Linked DNA regions of Homo sapiens: region 2 is linked to region 1. The links are chromatin contacts, found by Hi-C or POLR2A ChIA-PET in ENCODE. All regions are on one chromosome and are shown on one strand. Each heading gives the region's core, a stretch centred on a gene start or an enhancer-like site at or near the end of the contact. The rest is flanking DNA. Distances are from core to core; before and after follow the strand shown. Region 1 overlaps ENOX1 (ecto-NOX disulfide-thiol exchanger 1). Region 2 overlaps CCDC122 (coiled-coil domain containing 122).

The links. A loop is a pair of places that touch in the nucleus more often than their neighbours do. ChIA-PET counts read pairs that join two places held with the same protein, here RNA polymerase II (POLR2A). Pooled maps may share reads with other maps.
Region 2: a map of ascending aorta shows a loop between it and region 1 (8-fold over the local background). The contact joins two enhancer-like sites. A Hi-C loop is called at or near these places in 1 of 168 maps with a recorded cell type or tissue (ascending aorta) and 2 of 50 pooled maps. POLR2A ChIA-PET finds 5 or more read pairs at or near these places in 1 of 52 experiments (activated CD4-positive, alpha-beta T cell).

What each region holds. Positions count from the first base shown.
Region 1 is chr13:43,428,789-43,435,959 of GRCh38, reverse strand. The region is part of intron 3 of ENOX1 (ecto-NOX disulfide-thiol exchanger 1); the gene reads left to right. Among named protein-coding and RNA genes, the nearest start is that of ENOX1-AS2, 16 kb to the left of the region's middle. Within about 2 kb of position 1,542, at least 3 of the 41 ENCODE cell types and tissues checked have a DNase peak (open chromatin) inside an H3K27ac peak, as active enhancers do.
Region 2 is chr13:43,860,790-43,867,987 of GRCh38, reverse strand. All of the region lies in intron 4 of CCDC122 (coiled-coil domain containing 122), which reads left to right. Among named protein-coding and RNA genes, the nearest start is that of CCDC122, 15 kb to the left of the region's middle. Within about 2 kb of position 1,932, at least 3 of the 41 ENCODE cell types and tissues checked have a DNase peak (open chromatin) inside an H3K27ac peak, as active enhancers do.

The DNA of each region.
Region 1 (7,171 bases), core at 293-2,792:
CCCACATAGGTTGGTTTTTTTTTTTTTTTAATCCTTTGAGACTCAGACCATATTCTTCTCCATTCATGGTGTTTTCTTGATACCCCAGATGAAAATAACACCTTTCTTCTGCCTCAACCACAGACTTCTACAATAAATATTTTTCTTTAATATTATTTGTTTCAACATCTAGTTATTGACCTCTTAGGTATTATGGAGACATAATTTTTTATGAATGGAAATAAAGACTGATTAGCAGGCAGAATTTTGTTTCTGAACCATTATATTTAAAAAAGCATAAGTGGCAAAAGCTTTCAAAACACCAACAGCATGTAAGTATTTTGTGTTTTTAAAATAGAAATGAAATATGTAGGTTGTGTGAGTACCGTGGTTTATTTCTTGAAGCATATGAATCATAATTATCCCTATCCATTTCAAAAGACCCAGGCACCATTGTGTAAAGGACAGTATTAAACAGAATCTGAAGCTTGGTGCCGTGGTCAGTAACTGGGCAGAGAGGACAGGAGCCAATAGGATATCCTAGTAGGTACCAGCTTCCCATGGCCTCCACTTTCTCAGCTATTGGTGGCATTGTCAGTTGGAATGGAGAAGTGGAGGATGTAATGTACAATCACACTGCTGAGAATGAGTCCAGATGGTCATGTTCTGACCAACAGGCCACACTACCCCTTAATGCTTCCCAGTGGTGAGGTTAGCTCCCAGCGTGGAGTGCTCCATAGGAGTCCTGTGTTTTCATTTGCTCCAGGTTGTAGGTTTCCTGGCTGGAATGGCATACTCCATTGCGTGGCCCATCAGTTTCCAGTTTTAGAATGACCATAAGGAAAACAAATGGTGTTTCCTGGTAAGATCTCATCATAAGTGACCAGACAAATCCCTATGTCAAGTCCGTCTTCTGCGTGCCGGGTATTATGCTAAGAGGTTTGTAATCTCTCCTTGCCTCTTGTGTACAAATATCCAGGAAACTAATGGAAGAGAAAACACAAATACATAGATATACAAAAAAAAAAAAAAAAAAAAAAAAACCACACACACACAATAATAAGACACGTTAAAAGGACACGTAGAACAGTGATTGTCAAAATACATTTGGTCAGTGGTTCAGTAGTGGATACAAGCTTAATAATTTTTGCTGTATCTGTACCATCAAAACGTTTATTTACTTATTCATTTTTACACAGTTCAATAAAGTACTCATTTTAGCCTCATCCTAAACAATGATGTCTGGTTTTCTTTTAATATTTTTTCCCTGACACATATTAGGTTGAACTACATGAAACTGCCAATATTTGACCATTTTTTAAATCCACAGAAACATCAATTTCACATGACTCAAAGCAAATATAGCTATTAAAAATTAAAATAATGGTGTTGGGTCCCACATTAAATCCTCTGACATACCACCCTTGGGGAACTCTGGGGTTCAGAGGAGCAAGTGGTTGTAGAAAATTGATCTTACATGGTGTCTTGGAGGAGGTGGGCCTTTATATGAGCCTAAAAAGAGAGAAGCATAGAGAAGAGAAGGAACAGCCACACCCACAGTGGAGCAGCTGTGAGCACTGGCGTGTGGGAGGCAATGTGCAACACCAGGCAGAAAGGAAGGCCGAAGGACTAGAGGGAGAGCGACTAGCTCCTTGGATGTCTCAACCCTTGCTTTTATTTGAAAACCATGTTTTCAAAAAAAGCATATGAGCACAGTTTTAAGACCTCTCTCAAGTCTCCTAAAAATTATTCTCTTATTGTTTCTAATACCTTGAGCAGGGTCAGGTATTTCTGTTAGAGAGCACATGGTTGTCACCAGGGTGACCATGTTGGCAAGAGCTCTGTAAGGTAAGTAAAGGAGGCATGAATCTGAACTGCATGAAGACAGCTGCATAGGCTATCAAATCCCAGGGAAGGCCCTACTGCCAGTGTTAGCAACTGACTGGATTGAGGCTCCCTCCAGTGCATTCTAGTGGTTTCCTTGGCCACTTCTGTGGACATCTTTATATCTTGCTGGCCCATCTCTACTGTGCAAAGACTCTAGCTTCAGGCCTGTGTCCTTACCAGGTACAAGTAATGGGTAATCACCCAGCACATTCCTCTGAGCTTACTATGAAAATATATTAAAGGTCAGTTTCCCAGGATCAGTTTTCATGGTTGCCATGCCCCTGGAAGGCCCTGACTTAGCCCTGTCTGAGGTGCGTTCCAGCAGGGAATGTTGAAGCATCTGGCAAATTGGCCATGGAACAACATGAACCATAGTTTTTGGAATAAAAAAGGAACAAATGTGTTGAAAAAACTCAGAGTGCATCACGTCATAGAAATGTGTTCTTATTACATTTAGAGCTAACTATAATTTAGGAAATTATGGATAGGATTTATTATTTTCTTATATTTAAAGAGAATAAACATATATGTGTATGTATTTTTTTAAGACAATTCTTTTAGAGCACTATTAGATTCACAGCAATTTTGAGCAGAAGGTACAGAAATTTCCCATATATCTGCTATGGTTTGAGTTTGTCCCCACCAACACTCATGTTGAAACTTGATCCCCAGTGTGACAGTGTTGGGAGGTGGGTCTAATAGGAGGTGTTTGGGTCATGGGATTAGATCCCTCATGAATGGCTTGGTGTTGTTCTTGAAGTAGCGAGTGAGTTCTCGCTCAAGGAAGACTGGATTAGTTCACTGAGGAATGTTCTCATGAGAGTGGGTTATTATAAAAAGGATGCCCCTGAGGTTTTGCCTCTTCACACATGTTCACTTCCCCCTTGATTTTCTCTGCCATGCTATGATGCAGCATGAAACGGCCTCACCAGAAGCCAAGCAGATGTTGGCACCATGCCTTTTGTACAGCCTGCAGAACCATGAGCTAAATCTTTATAAAGTACTTGGCCTCGGGTATTCTGTTATAGCAACCCTAAACAGACTAAGAGATAGCCCCAGACCTCAGACATGCATGGTCTCCCCCATATCAACATCCCCCTCAGAGTTGTTACAATTGATAAGCCTACGTTGACACCAGAGTTCACAGTGTGGATGTGTTTTATTGACAATTAATTGCTGTTTGGTGAATAGGGTTAACGATTTGTATCTAGCAAAAAGAATAAGGCAGCGCTGCTCCTTTGAGGTAATAGTGTCTGAATCCCCCTTAAAAAAAAGAAATAAATAAACAAAAAAACTTAAAGGGCGAAAGTAGAAAGCAACAATAATAACCACAAAAGCAATTCATAAATGAATCTCAGGGCTGAGACGGAGTTGAAACTGTACACAGATCTTTAAAATGTCAAAGTCATTTTCTTTCTTTCTATTTTTATTTATGTATTTATTCATTTTTTGAGACAGAGTCTCACTCTGTTGCCCAGGCTGGAGTGCAGTGGTACAATCTCAGCTCACTGCAACCTCTGCCTCCCAGGCTCAAGCAATTCTCGTGCCTCAGCCTCCCAAGGAGCTGGGATTACAAACATGCGCCACCACGCCCACCTCATTTTTTTTTCTATTTTTAGTAGAGATGGGGTTTCACCATGTTGGCCAGGCTGGTCTCGAACTGGCGTCAAATTGATCCACCTGCCTCGGCCTCCCAAAGTGCTGGGATTACAGGTGTTAGCCACTGTACCCTGCCTGATTTTATTTCTTATGAGTCCAGAAAAATCATAACTTCTGGCGATTACTATATTTCATTGTCCTTGAAAATACAGTGAATTTTATTTGAGTGTTTATTTGTTTGCATTTGAAAATGCAGTTTTTATTATTATAGGGTGTGGTAAGGCCAACAGATCAGGAGACGACTGCCATAGAAAAGATAGTTTGTTATTCACAGTTCCAAAGAGAAGGAAGCTTGCCACACCACACAACGAGGAGCCACACAGGGAGGCGCCAGGGTCAGTCAGAAGGGAGAGGAAGTGAGAGCGCCTTTATTGTGATTTCTGCAAAACAGGAGGCAAGGCAAGGTGGAATAAACAGGCGTAGGATGGGCTAGTTTGAATAATTTAAGCTCTGGGGTATAAGGCCTATACTTGGCTCCGGGGTGATTAGGCCAGAGGAATAGTGGTTCAGCATCTGAGAGCCAGTAAAGGAGGTGTTCGAGGGTCTGGGATCTGGATTGGTTGGTTTGCCTATGACGTGTGTGCTCCCAGGTGAGGCGTTTGCTCTCTTGGATTGGCTAGCCCTGGGAGGGGAGATCCCTCCAATGTCAGCAAGGACCCATATGTCAAAGCATCAGGAATATAGAAAATCAAACAGTAATGATTAATACGGTGTGTTTATACATATTTATGTGTGTATGTATATATACACCCACTCATAATATTTAATCAATGAATTTGCGTATGTGGGAGGGAAGGGTGTGTGTCTACTAAGTACTAGGCACTGTTTTGGCTGATGGCAATTTACCAAGAAAAACATTTTTAAAAGGTTAAAAATAAGTGTGCCCTCATGGATGACTAATTTATCAAAGAAATAACTATGTAATATAACCTCAGATGCCAAGAAATCCTAGAGAGAAAGAAAATAAGGCTAGTAGAAGGACAGAAGGTGACGCAGTTGCTATTTTAGGTAGAGGTCAGGGATGACATTTCGTCAGAGAAGGGCCCAGGTGAGGGAGCAGGGTGGTTGCGCAGTTACCTGGAGGAACCACAAGTGCAGAGTCACTAAGAGAAGATCACACTTGCTAGGCTCAAGGAAGAGTAAAAGCATCTGTGTTGCGGGAGCTCCAAGAGAAGAAGCAGCTTTAGGAAATGATGTTGCCAAGGTGACCAGGAGCCAGAAACTGAAGGACTTTGGAAACCACCTAAGAAGGATGGGAAACTGTGTCTGTTTCTGCGAAGCTGAAAACCTAAGCCCTATGAAGACAAGAGTTAAGCTTTAAAATCAAAATGCAAACGAAGTAGCCATCAGCCCACTCTATTTCCTTATTTTCTACACTATTAGATTTTTTTTTTATGTTCATTTGAAATGGCTTAGTTTGCAAATAGGGAAGCTTAATATCTTTCTCCCCAAAGATCTACATTTAGAAGTCATTTTTACAGTTTAAAACAAACAAAAACTTCTCCACACAATGCAAAAGGACAGCTTCAGGTCATGACTGAAAATGACTTTCTATACCTTTGAGTTGCCTTGGCATCCATGTGGTATTTAAATAAAACGAAATGCAATTTTTTTAACTGCTACACTTTTGTAAATCTAAGAGATGAAAAAGGAGCTATGAACAATCAACAATTTGTTTTTATTTTCTATTAAATTGTAGTGTTTTTTGCACTTGGTATCATTTACTGAATATAAAGTAAAATTCGCTTGCACTCCACTTACTGTAAGAGCGCCTACAAAGAAAACCTCATTTCAAATCTAATTGTGGACATTGTGCCTTCATTAAAAATTCATAGGGTTTGTGAATGTGTCACATAAGTATGAGTCTCCGTTATTTCCTCAGCTCTTTTCCCACTGCCAGTTCTGATCAGAATTTTAAAACACCCATATCAAGAAAGGTGTTCTCTGAAGAACAAAAAAAAAGAGGGAATAAAGAAAAGAAATTATGAATGGAAATAGAAAGACCTTGTGACCAAATATGCTGCAGTTTTCCAATTTTGCTTCAGTATATGTAGGTCAATAGGCAGGGGCAAAACAACCTTCCCTAACCTCTACATCTTGGTATTGCTATTTAACTACTTCCTCTCAGCAAATTTAAGTTTGTTGATTACTAGTAGCTGATCAGTTGTTTGTTTTGTTTTATGTAAAGGGAGGACACTAAAGAGTAGACTGTTGAAGTTAGCTTCTTCTCCATCCTAGTTCTCACACTTCTTCATCCACATCAGCAAGACCTCCGTAACATACAAAATGCATATTTTGTGCACGTTGCTCACACAGTGGACAAGATAATCAATGCTACACAGTTAAATCATTTGGGTAGGCTCCATGTTGAGAGCCTATTGTTTACACTTTATATGCATTCACTGATTTGCATCAAGAATATGCAAAGTCAAGAAAACTAGTGGAAAGCATAAAATAAGAACATAAAACTGTAACAAAACTGTGATCACATGGCGTGAAAGAAATATACCTTTCTGGATTTCATATATAAGTGTGCAGTAATTGTATTATGTTTATTATATTTTGGAAATTACCTTTTCTCCTCATATAATCTTATTTTTGCAATTTAGCTTAGCAAGGAGCTTCCAAATCCAGAAACAATTTCAGCTCAATACAATTGGAAGGATATGACTATAACCTCCATTTTATTTTGCATCACATTTTTAATATTAATTCATGTTTTCTCTTTTCCTTGCTGCCCTTCCTAACATGGCCTGCTCATCTATTTGGTCCCCAAGCATGGCTCCAACAGCAGATTACATATCCAAAAGATCCCTGCCATTGCTGGTCATTGAATTTCACATTACACAAGTCTTTCCCCATTTGATCTACTGAACCAAAGGAATTTACAAACCAAAATTGTGATGCTTATGCCGAATCCCAGTCACACACAGGCTCAAACTACCTAGTTTATTATTCTGCTGTCATGTGTATCAACAATGAATCAAAGCAAAATACTTGTAGAAAAAAAAATGCAGACCAGAATATGTACTTTTCAGGTGGGAATAGTGGCTGGGAAGTTGTGCTCATGAAGCTGTCCTTAACAGAGTTTTTGCTGCTGCCATCGTAGTCGAAAGCATTTCTTTCAGAGGGCCTATCTAAAGGGATCTAGATTTTAACTCTCAAAATATATGACCGTTTTGCTAGTAATGTTTTATTCCTTTCAGCTCCTCCAAAAGGCATTATACGTTAGCCTCTCCAATGACTCGTGAGATGAGGCTTGAAAGCATCAAGTGGAAAAGCTCAGGAAACTGGCCCACAGGGTACTTGTGACAGGAGCTCTCCTCTGGTATGCAAATTGTGCTGCCAAACTGCTGTGCACGTTTCTTAGGAGAGTCAGAGAAAGCGACTTGCCCAGATCAGTTCTCAGGGTTTCAGTTTGTCTCTACTGAGAATGAAAAAATAGCCGCCACAATGGGTGATGATTCTAATCAGCATGCAGAGGGACTTTGATTTCAGTGTCCCACATGATAACTGACATAGATCCTCACTCTTTCAGCACCTCTAGAATGTCAGCTATCCCTTGGAATAGGAGTTAGAAGTTGGGTTTTCTGGTTTATCCAGCTTGTGGCTTTACCCACCTCCACAGTACCCCCCACCCGCCTCA
Region 2 (7,198 bases), core at 683-3,182, 430 kb before region 1:
GAGGATTAAATGAGTTAATGTGTTTGGTGGGGACCAGGTGGACATGGTACTGGTAGGGCCCTATTTGACATTGGCTTTAAGTATCACTGGTTTTAAGTGCATCAGTAGATATATGATGACAATAATTGTATTATCATGGTGATATGGATTTCTTATAAATACTTGTATTATGTTAGTCACTTCTAGAAAAGAATACATCTATACAGTAGAATATAATTCAAAAAATAATGTCATATTTTTGTAAAGAAATTTTTTGTAAAACTTTTCAGTCTTCAAAGAGTTTCATAGACTTTATTCCATTTATATTGAGAGCCTACTTTGTGTTAAGCATTTTGCTGAACATTGTCCTCACTCTTATGTTACTTACCATCTATTGGGAAGAGAAAGAAGTAAACAAATAATTACATGTAGAGTAGTAGTGTCAATGGTAGAGGCATGAACACAACACAGATTTAACACTAGAGAAAGAGTGATCACAAAAGAAATGATGTTTCAGTTGAGTTTTAAATGGCAGCTGGAGTTCATCTGAATGATTAGGTGTCTAGGACAGGTTTAAAGGTTAGGGAGTAAGGAAGATAATATTCAAAATAAAAAGAACCTGAGGATATTCACAGAGGACATTTGCAGAGGCCTGAAATAGCATTGGTACATTCCTAGAACCATAAATAGTTTGATGGTAATGTAAATTACAGTATGTTTTGAAAAATCATGGAAGATTTATACCACGATAAGAAACTTCAACTTTATTCTAAAGTTGATGAGCATTTGACAGATTTTAAGCAAGAAACAAATATTAAATTTATATTTTAGAAAGAATTCTAGATACATAAAAAGCACTTATTATAATCCAGTATCCATTCATGATAACTCTCAGCTAACTGGAAATAAAAGGGAACTTCCTTGGTCTAAGGAAGAACATCTACATAAATTCTACAACCAGCCACATACTTAATGGTGAAATAATGAATGTTTTTCTCCTAAGATCAGGAAAAAGAAAAAGATGTCTCCTCTTACTTCTATTCAGGATGGTACTGGTAGTTCAGGCCAGTACAGCTATGCAAGAAAAAGAAATAAAACTCATCCAGTTTAGAAAGAAAGAAGTAAATCTGTTTTTATTCACAGATGGCATTTTTTTTTAAAGAAAATCCCAAGGAAGCTATAAAAAGCTATTAGAACTAATAAGTGAGTTTAGAAAGATTGCAGGGCATAAGATTAATATACAAAAATATATTGTATTTCTGCACATTGGCAAGAGAAAATCAGAAATTAAAACTTCAAAAGCAATACTACTTACAATGCCATCGAAACCATTCAATACTTAGGGGCAAATTTGACAAAAGGTTTACAAGACCAGTATGCTGAACACTGTAAAACATTGGTGAGAAAAATTAAAGAAGACTTAAATATAGAGGTATATCATTTTTATGAAACAGAAGACTCAGTATTGCTAATATGTTAGTTCTCTCAATTTTATTTATACATGAAATGCAGTCCCAGTCAAAATTTCAGCAGGCTTTTGGGAGAGAAATACATAGGCTAATTCTAAAAGTCATATGGAAATTTAAAGGACCTAGAATATCCAAAACAATTTTGAAGAAGAAAAGTGTTGGAAATCTTATACTACCTGGGACATTTTCTAACACTAACAACCAATTTTCTGATTCTCTGGATGCCAACTTGGTGTCCAATGATTTGATTCAGTTCTGACACTACAACAGTTTTCCCTTATTTGCAGTTTTGTTTTTGCAGTTTCAGTTACCCACAGTGAGCTGCATTCTAAAAGTATTAAATGGAAGATTACAGAAATAAACAATTTGTAAATTTAAAATTGCAAGTCATTCTGAGTAGCATGATGAAATCTCGCATTGTCCTGCTCCATCCTGCCTGGGATGTGAGTCGTCCTTTTGTCCAGCACATCTATGCCATATGAGCTACCCATTCATTAGTCACTTAGTAGTCGTCTCAGTTATCAGATTGATTGTGGCAGTATCACAGTGCTTATGTTCAACTAAACCTTATTTTACTTAATGGCCCCAAAGTATCAGCGTAGTGATGCTGGCAATTCACATATGCCACAGAGAAGCTGTAAAGTACTTACTTTAAGTGAGAAGGTGAAAGTTCTTAACTTAAAGGAAAGAAAAAAATCATACACTGAAGTTGCTAAGATCTATGGTAAGGACAAATCATCCATCTGTGAAGTTGTAAAGAAGAAAAAATAAATTCCTGGCTGGGCGTGGTGGCTCACGTCTAATCCCAGCACTTTGGGAGGCCGAGGCAGATGGATAACTTGAGGTCGGGAGTTCGAGACCAGCCTGGCCAACATGGTGAAACCCTGTCTCTACTAAAAATACAAAACAGCTGGGCATGTTGAGTACAGTACAATAAGATAGGAGAGAGAGACCACATTCACATAACTTTTATTATAGTATATCGTTATAATTATTTTGTTGTTATTGTTATTCTCTTATTGTGCCTAATTTATATATTAAACTTTATCATAGGTATATATGTATAGGAAAAAAAAACATAGTGTATATAGAGTTCAGTACTGTCCATGGTTTCAGACGTCCACGGAGGTCTTGGAACATATTCCCCTTGGATAAGGAGGGAGTACTGTATCTACCTGGAATTAGCATCAGATCCCACAAGTTAAAGGGCTCAGTCCCATAAGACTGCCCCTGCTTCATGTGCCAATCACAAGTCCCAGGCCACCCATACTTCTGATCAACTGGCTATAAAATCAGAGGTTCTCACAACCTACTCCCATACTTTCCCCGCACCCCTCACCAGGTTTGAGCATTTTTAGAATGACTCACAGAACTCAGGAAAGCACCTATTACCCATTTATTATAAAGGACACAACTCAGGAATAGCCAAATGGAAGAGATGATGCGTGGGGATAGGTATGTGGGAGGGGGCCTGCAAGGAGCTTCTATGCTGTCTCTGGGCGCTCCACTCTTCCAGCACCTCAATATGTTTATACCAACCCAGAAGCTCTCTCAACCCCGCATAGTTTAAGGTTTCCTATGGAGGTTTCATCACATTATTAACTCAATCTCCAGCCCCTCTTTCCTCCCAGAAGACTGGGGAAATGGGGCTAAAAGTTTCAGTCTTCTAATCAAGGCTTGGGCTTTTTGACAGCCAGCCCCCATCCTAAACTATGTAGAGACCCACCAAGAATTAATTCATTCGAACAAAAGATCATCCTATCACCCTTGTCACTTAGGAAATCCCAAGGTCCTATGGTTTGGATGTTTGTCCCCTCCAACCCTCATGTTGGAAGTTAATCCCTAGTGTTGGAGATGGGGCCCAGTGGGAGGTGTTTGGGTCATGGAGGCAGATCCTGTCATGAATAGATTAATGCCCTCCTTTGGGAGCAAAGGAGTTCTCATTCTATTAGTTCCCCTGAGAGCTTGTTGTTAAAAAGAGCCTGGCGCCTCCCGGCTCCCTCTCTTGCTTTCTTTCCCACCATGTGACTGCTGCAAAGGCCAGCTCCTCTTCACCTTCTACCATGAGTAGAAGCAGCCTGAGGCCCTCACTAGATGTAGATGCCCAGTCTTGAACTTTCCAGCCATCAGAATCATGGGCCAAATAAACCTTTTTTGAATAAATTACCCAGACTCAGGAATTTATTTTAGCAACACAGAATGGACTAATACACAAGAGTTTTAGGAGCTCTGTACCAATAACTGGGAACAAAGACCAAATATCTTTCCATGTTACCACACTACCTGATTTTAATATTTATTATAGGGCATAGTAATCAGGATAATATGATATAGCTAGACATATAGATCCATGGAACAAACTAAAGTGCCCAGAAATAGCCCCACACATATCAATTGATTTTTGAAGACGTACCAAAGCAATTCAGTAGAGAAGGATAATCTTTTCATGAAATGGTAGAAGAACAATTGGATATTTTCATGCAAAAAAAATTCTGAACCTCAAATTTCACCTCAAACCATATACAAAAATTAACTCAAAATGAATCAAAGGCCTGAATGTTAAGAGTTAAAACAAAAAATATCTGGAAGAAAACATAGAAAAACTTATTGATGTTGGGCTTGGCAATGATTTCTTTAATATGACATAAAAATTTTGATGAATTTCATCCAAAAAAATTTTTAAACTTGCTCTTCAATATACACTATTATGAAAACAAACTAAGGTATTCTTGGTGGGGCCCTTTGGCCATTTGGGTTGTCACAGACTAGGAGAGAATATTTGAAAACACATCTAACAGTATACTTAAATTTCCACTATAATATCCACACACACAGGCACACACACACACACACACACACACACAACCCACTAGAATGGCTAAGTTTAAAAAGACTGACCATAACAAATGTTGTTGCAGATATGGAAGGCCTGGAACTCTCAGACCTGTTAGATGGACTGTAAAATGACACAACCACTTAGGAAAACAGTTTATACTTTCTTGAAAAGTTAAACCTATCCCTACTGTATAATCTAGCCATTTAACTTTTAGGTATTTACCCAAGAGAAATAAATGTGTATGCCCACTGGAAAACTGGAAACAACCCAAATGCCCATCAGTTAGATGAACTAATAAACTAATATGGTATATCCATACAACGGAATACTACTTAGCAATAAAAATGAAGAATTATTGATATATACAACAACATGGATGAATCTTGAAATAATTATGCTTATTGAAATAAGACTTAAAATTATGTATTAAATGATTCTATTTATATAAAATTAGTGAAAAGCAAACTAATCTTTAGAGAAGGAAGGCAGATCAGTGGTTTCCTAGGAATGGAGAGATGGAAAGGGAGGAATGAATTTACAGAGTATCAGGAGAAAACTTTTTTGAATAATGACTACGTTTATTATCTTAGTTGTGGTGATGGTCTTATGAGCACAAGAAGGTCAAAATTCATCAAATTGTAAAGTTCGAATATGTATTTATATTAATTTTGCTTCGATAAAGCTGTAAGTTTAAAAAGGAGAGAGAAGAAGGGGAAAAGGATGAAGAGGAAGAGGGAGGAAAAGAGGCAGAGGAGATTAAAGAAGAGAGGGAGAAGAAAAAAATAACGTAATTCTCATGTAAGGGCAGAAATGGATTAAAGGCAAAAGAAACTAAAGCCAATAAGAAAAATTAATAGTCAATTACATTAGTCCAAGAAAGAGAAGAGATGATAACCAAATTGTATGGGTCAATATACTTCTTCTATTGACCAATAGAGTTGATAGATAGCCTGATGTAACCAGCAGGGCATATGTCCCTTTCCTGACCATTGGTTGTGCATCAGTCATTCACTCATTTATTGAATGAATTTATTTATTTATTGAGCACCTACTTTGTGTCAGTTACTGTTTTAAGCAGTGGGAAGATGGTGGTAATGAAGACAGACATGGTTCCTGTAGCCACAGAGCTTACTTTCTAGTCAGGGGAAGCAAGCAATAAATTAACAAAATAAAGATAATTCAAAGATTGATGTATTACAAAGGAAATACAATGGGGTAATGTGTAGAGAGTAACTAGAGGAGGAGTGGAATAGTGGTTGGTTCATTTATATTTTGATTTAGGGAAGACTCTTCTGAGACATAATAATAATACTGAATTGTGAAAGACAAAGACCCAACAGATAATAGCCAGGGGTAGAGAATTTTAAAGTAGACCAAACAATAATTTAAAAAGCCGTTAGGTCGGAAGGAACTATACATATTTAATCAACACAAAGGAGACTGGAAAAAGGGAGAGTAGTAGATGAGAAGCATAGCAAAGTAGATAGGCACTAGGGCATATATGGCTTATAAAACACTTTCAGGAATTTGAAATTTTTTATTAATGCAATGGGAAACCACTGGAGGATGTTGAGCAGGGAAATAACATGATATGATTTATGTTTTGAAAAGATTCTTCTGCCTGATATACACAGACTAGTTGGGGGAGTGGGGAGGAACGGAAATAGGGAGATGAGTTAGACATTAGGTCACACTACAAAGACTGGTCAGAAGTGCATTGGGGATTTTATTTTGGAGGCCCAACCATCAGGATTTGATGAGAAATAGGTTGTGGGGGTAAGGGAAAGGGAAGAATCAAGAATGATTTCTAGGCTTTTGAGTATCCAGGTGGAAAGTGGTACAGTTTATTGAAATCAGAAAGTCTGGGGGAGGAATATGTTTGGTGTGTAAATTAAACTTTTTTTCTGAATATGTATAGTTGAGATGTCTGGTAAACATACATATAAAAATGTCAAGTGAGCATTTGAAACATCAGAGCTGATGATAAAAATTGAGGTTCATTGCCATATTGTATTTTTCAGTGAACTTACCTCCTTTTTCTCTGCCAGGAAAAGGATACAAGGAAGTTTGCATTTTTTAAAACAATGCCCTCTAACATTACAAATTTACTTAAAAAGAATGACCATAGTAGATAAGAAGAGGACTATGGAGGATGGCCTACAGAGTTATTTTGGTGGGAAGATCTACAGAATTTGAGAAACATTTAGACAGTTATTTAAAAGAAGGGAAGAGCTAAGGTGGTAACATTAACTAAGTTGGGGAACATAGGAGTGTGATCATTTGCATTTTTGGTCCCAGTTTTTCATCCGTTAGTCTATCCGTACCCTTTGCCATACATTACAATGCTTTCCCATAATGGATGGACACACTTCCACCCCTTGACTCTGGGTTTGATTATGTAACTAGCTGGGGTGTTATCAGTTGTGACTGAAACAAAAGCTTTAAAAAACTCTTCCATAACTGAATTTCACTCTTCTGCATCTATTATTATCATAAGACATGCCTGGGTTGGCCCATTGGAGGAGAAGATACACATAAAGCAAAGCCAAGACACCCCTGTCAGCCCAGTTAAAGCCAATTTAAATCATCTTACAATCAGCCAATCCCCAGACACTTGGGCAGATTCAATCAAGATCAGCAGAACCACCTAGCCAACCCTTGCTTCTCCCAGGCTTATGAACTACCTAGCCAACCTCAGCTGCTCCTAGTCATGTCAGCAATATATACTTATGTATTGTTGTATGCTACTGAGGTTTTGTGATTCTGGCAACAGATAATTGATACAAGGAGTAATAGGCTGAGGTTGTAGAAAGGATTCATTCAATTTTTGGATATAGTGAATTAGAGGTGGCCATTGGCAGCTGGGTGTAGAACTCAGCAGCCACTTATATTCTGTGAATCATCGGCAGATATG